2 separate regions of the Homo sapiens genome follow, and region 2 is linked to region 1. The links are chromatin contacts, found by Hi-C or POLR2A ChIA-PET in ENCODE. All regions are on one chromosome and are shown on one strand. The core of a region is the stretch at or near the end of the contact, and the rest is flanking DNA. Distances in the headings are between cores, read along the strand shown.

The links. Hi-C counts contacts between places; a loop is a spot of excess contacts on that map. ChIA-PET counts read pairs that join two places held with the same protein, here RNA polymerase II (POLR2A). Pooled maps may share reads with other maps.
Region 2: a loop to region 1 is called in a map of Calu3, with 7 times the contacts of the local background. The contact joins two enhancer-like sites. A Hi-C loop is called at or near these places in 1 of 168 maps with a recorded cell type or tissue (Calu3), 1 of 37 single-sample maps with no recorded cell type and 2 of 50 pooled maps. POLR2A ChIA-PET finds 5 or more read pairs at or near these places in 6 of 52 experiments (A549, BJ, GM12878 and 3 more).

Annotation. Positions count from the first base shown.
Region 1 is chr16:14,049,432-14,052,131 of GRCh38, reverse strand. It overlaps a transcript of MRTFB not described here. Among named protein-coding and RNA genes, the nearest start is that of MRTFB, 21 kb to the left of the region's middle. RefSeq lists an enhancer at 854-1,466. Within about 2 kb of position 1,296, at least 3 of the 41 ENCODE cell types and tissues checked have a DNase peak (open chromatin) inside an H3K27ac peak, as active enhancers do.
Region 2 is chr16:14,095,994-14,098,693 of GRCh38, reverse strand. All of the region lies in intron 2 of MRTFB (myocardin related transcription factor B), which reads right to left. Among named protein-coding and RNA genes, the nearest start is that of MRTFB, 26 kb to the right of the region's middle. Within about 2 kb of position 1,398, at least 9 of the 41 ENCODE cell types and tissues checked have a DNase peak (open chromatin) inside an H3K27ac peak, as active enhancers do.

The sequences.
Region 1 (2,700 bases), core at 47-2,546:
TCTAAATGGTCATAACAAAACAAAGTATGACCACTTTGCATTTTAAGCTTGTGTAAGGGTGGGTGGCGCGCTTCACATGGATGGGGAAATCAGTCTCTCTGCTGGTCTTTTCCCCTTGCAAAACTTGATGTGAGAGGAAGAGACCAGATTGGAAGGTCTGGGTCTCAGCAGAGCACATTCACGAGAGGGAAGGCATGTAAAGGGAAGTCCAGGGAGAGCTCAAAATCAGAGAGTTGAAAAGAAATGAATTGTTCTGATCAGAAAAAAGGTGGAGAAGAATATTTGGGAGGCAAGATAAAAGAAGATTGGAAAGGAAGGATGTTTGGGGGATTCTGAAGAAAGATACCCAATACTCATAAGTGTGCGTTGAACACTCCTTCCAGAGCCCCTGAACCTTGTGAAGTCTGCCACATAGGCAGACCTGGTGTGTCTGTGAATGTGTGTTCTGTATGAGTGTATTTGTGTGTGTGTCTGTGAATGTGTGTCTATACGAGTGTGTTTGTATATCTATGTGTGTGAATGTGTGTTCTGTATGAGTGCATATGCGTGTGTGTGTGTGTATTTGTATGAGTGTACTGTCTGTGTGTGTCTTTAAGTCCATGGGTGTATATTTGTATGAGTGTATCTATGTCTTTGATTGTGTCTGTATGTGTGTATGTGTGTATTTGTATGAGTGCTTCTGTGTTGGTATGTCCATGGGTGTGTATGAGTGCATCTGTATGTCTCTCTGTGTGTATTTGTATGAGTGTGTCTGTGTGTTTGTATGCCTATAGGTATGTATGCATGTGTCTGTGTGTCTGTGAATGTCTATGTGTGTATGTGTCTGTACGTCTATGGTGTGTGTCTATATGAGTGTGTCCGTGTGTGTCTGTATGTCTATGGGTACGTGTCTGTATGACTGTGTCTGTGTGTGTCTTTGTGTGTCTGTGTCTGTCTCTGTGAATGTTTCTGTCTCTGAGTCTGTGTGTACTGTTGTGTCTGTCTGCTTCAGTGTGTCTTTGTCTCTGTGTGCCTCTGTTTGTGAGTTTGTGTGTGTCCAGGTGTGTTTGTGTGTGTCTTTGTCTTTGTGTGTGTGTTGGAAATCACAGCACAGGATTGAATTCCTGTGATGGTAAAGACAAATAAATCGCCATAAGAATCAGAGGGAGAACAATAAGTCGGCCGAGACAGGAGGAAGTAGAGCCCTAGGTGACAGTGAGAGTGTAAGGTGCCAGGAATTCGATGACATCTTTGCAAGGGCATTGGAATTTCCCTGGGTCTGGAATGTGGGTGGAGGTGGCGAGTCAAGACAGTATTATCGAGACCTCCAAGAGCAGGGAGACCCGCCCCCATTCTGCACCTGGAGTACGCTGTGTTATCTCCATTTTGTAGCTGAGAAAACCGAGTCTGAAAACTAGTTATTTTATTGGACTGAAGAGGAGGACCTGACTGCTGAGCTAGCAGCAGCCTCTGGCTGGACTGACCCTTGCCTGAAAACACTGAATCACAGTGAGAAAGTCATTCTGCTTTCTGTTTGCTTTCAATCCTTTTAAATTTAATTTTTAGAGATGGAGTTCTTGCTATGCTGTTTAAGCTGGACTCAAACTCCTGGGCTCAGGAGATCCTCCTGCCTCAGCCTGTGGAGTAGTAGGATTACAGGCATGCATCAAGGGAGATGGGAGAATTGCTGAAGCCTGGGAGGTCAAGGCTGTGGTGAGCTATGATCACACCACTGCACTCCAGCCCAGGTGACAGAGTGAGACCTTGTATCAAAAAAGAGGAAAAAAATTGAGACTTTGGTCATGTTAGAGGTAAATTTAGGAGCGTTTTTATTTGTTTGCTTGCTTGCTTTTAATTTCTATTTTACAAAAATTCAAGACTACAGAAAAAGTTGCAAGAACTGTAAAATAATCTCTTATATACACTTTATCTAGATTCTACCTCTGTTTACATTTTTGCCACATTTCTGTGTGTGTGTGTGTGTGTGTCTGTCTGTCTGTCTTTCTGGGTATATGCATATCTATAAGTCTATGTGTATATACATATGCATACAACATGTACACACACTTTTTTAAAAAGCACTTGAGAATCAGTTGCCAATATCATGATCTTTAATTCCTGGCCAGGCGTGGTGGCTCACGCCTGTAATCCCAGCACTTTGGAAGGCCGAGGCGGATGGATCACCTGAGGTCAGGAGTTTGAGACCAGCCTGGCCAATATGGTGAAACCCCGTCTCTACTAAAAACACAAAAATTAGCCAGGCCTGGTGATACATGCCTGTAGTACCACCTACTCGGGAGGCTGAGGCAGGAGAATCACTTGAACTGGGGAGGTAGAGCTTGCAGTGAGCCGAGATCGTGCCATTGCACTCCAGCCTGGCAACAAGAGTGACACTCCGTCTCAAGAAAAAATCCTAAATACTCCATGTATCTCCTAAGAACAGGACATTCTCTTCCATAACCGCACTGTAGTTACCAAATTCAGCAAATTTAATATTGGTACCATGCCATTACCCAATATACAATCCATATTCAAAGTCTGCCAATTGTCTCAATGAAGTCATTTCAGTCATTTTAGTTTTTTCTGATCCAGGATCCAATCCGCAATCATATTGCATTTATTTGTCATTTTTCTTCACTCACATTTAATCTGGAACAGTTCCTCAGTCTTTCATGACCTTGACCTAACTCTTTTTAGCAAAGAGAATCCAAGCTTCAGGCT
Region 2 (2,700 bases), core at 149-2,648, 46 kb before region 1:
GTAAACCCAAAACTATCAAAATTCTACAAGAAAACAAAGGAGATACCTTCTCTGACCTCAGGTTAGGTGGAGCTCCTAGTTCTAACACCAAAAACACAATGCATAAAATAAAAAATTGATAAATTGAACTTTATCAAAATTAAGAACTGCTCTTTGAAAGAATGTTAAGAGGGTGAAAAGATAAGTCATAGGCTGAGATAAAATATTGCAAATCATAAATCTGATAATCTATATCCAGAGTATACAAAGAACTCTCAAAACTCAGTAATAATAAGAAAACAAACAACCCAATAAACATATAAAAGATTTGATACTTTACCAACTATTGGCAAATAAGTACATGAAAATATGCTCAACTCCATTAGTCATTAGGAAAATGCAAATTAAAACCACGATGAGCTACTTCTACACATCTATTAGAATGAATAATGTGAAAAGACTGACCATACCAAATTCCAGACACAGAGCAACTGGAATTCTCATGTACTGCAGTTGGGAATATAAAAGGAAATGACAACTTGGAAACAGTTTGGCAGTTCTGAAAAAAAAGTTAAACAGACACCCATCCATCCTACTCCTAGGTATTTACTCAAGAGATAACAGAGTCCATACGAAGACTTGCATATAAATGTTCAGATTGATTTTATTTGTAATAGCCCAAAACTGGAAATACCCAAATGGCCATCAACAGTAAACACATCAACAACAACAACAAAAACAGTGAACAGATATACAAATTGTGGCATATCTACACAACCAACTATGTCTAAGAAGAAATGAACTATTGATGTACTCAACAACATGGACAAATCTCAAAATAATTAGGCTGACTGAAAGAAGTCAAACAAAGAAGAGTACATACAACATGATTCCACTTATACAAAACCCTCGAACAAGCAAACTAATCTACAGAGACAGAAAGCAGATCAGTGGTTGCCTGGAAACAGGGGCAAAGGAGCATGCAGGAAGGATTACAAAGCCATACAAAGAAATTTTGGGGGGTGATGGATATGTTCATCATCCTTATTGGGGTGAAAGTTTCATGGGTGTACGTGTCAGAACTGATTAAATTGTACACTTTAAATGTGCAGTTTACTGGATGCCAATTATACCTCAATAAAGCTGTTTACAAAAAGAACAGTTTACATTTTATAATATCCCATTTGAATTGTCCCTTTTTAATTAGCATACTGAAAATCTTTCACTATTGCAAACCAATTGCTGTAACTGCTTCAAATACACCTTTTCCTTTGACCTTTACTCTATATAAACACAACTACAAAAGTTAATTACTACTGGATGGGAAAGTGAACAAACCGGTCTTCCTGGATTGCACAGTGGTCTGTTTATTAGCTTCAAATGAAACCTGAATGTTTAGCTAAACTACCAGAACTGAATGCTTGGTCACTTAATACTGAAAATATTACAACCACAATCTGCCCTAAAGGGATTCATTAACTCAAACGTTTATTGCACATATACTCTATGTCTGGCATTGTTGTAAGTGCTGGATTTCATGCAGAATGGTCAGTACTGAACTGCAAGGCCACTCTGCATCTCCTCTTAGAATAATTTATAAGGTCATAATCATTGCATTTAAATAACACAACTAAAGAAAATCAGTGGAAATAGGCTACAGGTAGACTAAAACAATGATTCTTCTAATACAAAGTTAAGATAATAAATGCTAATGATGACTAAAGAACTGTAGTCCAAGTGCTTAGAATTCTAGAATGAGAGGTATGTCTTGAAACCTAAGTGAATTCAGGACAAATATAAAGAAAACTACTTCTATGTACAGCAAGAAGAATGGAGCTTGACAGCTCCAAGAGGTCCTTCTGGCTTGCAAACACCAAAGAATGTAAAAAGCTTAGGAACAGGGACCCAAAATGATTTTTTAAAAAACATACTAGGAAGTTTTAAGTAAATTATCTAAAGGTTGGTATCAAAGACAACATTCTGTACCATAGCATATTCTTTACTGTCGATTTTAGAGAATTCTATAGACCAAGTATGAAAGTGACATTTTACAGAAGATGTAAGCTTATGAACTTATCACAAATAAAACCCAAAGGTCCACATCTCTTGCCACAATATGTAGGCTATTTTACAGCTACTCGAGGGCATCCATTTGAAAACCTTTTATTATCTTTTCTCCCCTGCAATAGTACTTCTTTTTTAGACTTTTTCTCTAAAAGAATCCAATGAACTCCTACACTGGACATATAATCAATAAAAATCTCTTGTTAGAGCTAACTGCTGGTGACACGTGCTTCAGAATTCCTTAGAAATAGTTATTCCTTTTCTAAATCTCAGGTTGCCGGCCAGGCACAGTGAGTCACACCTGTAATCCAACACTTTGGGAGGCCGAAGCAGGCAGATCACTTGAGGTCAGGAGTTTGAGACCAGCTTGGCCAACATGGTAAAACCCTGTCTCTACTAGAAATACAAAAATTAGCTGGGCGTGGTGGACATGCCTGTAATCCCAGCTACCCGGAAGGCTGAGGCAGAATTACTTGAACCCAGGAGGCGGAGGTTGCAGTGGGCCAAGATCGCGCCACTGCACTGCAGCCTGGAAGACAGAGCGAGACTTGTCTCAAATAAATAAATAAATAAATAAATAAATAAATAAATAAATAAATTTCAGCTTGCCTCTAAACTGTCATGTTCTTGTTCTCAAAAGAACAACTGTACTAACCA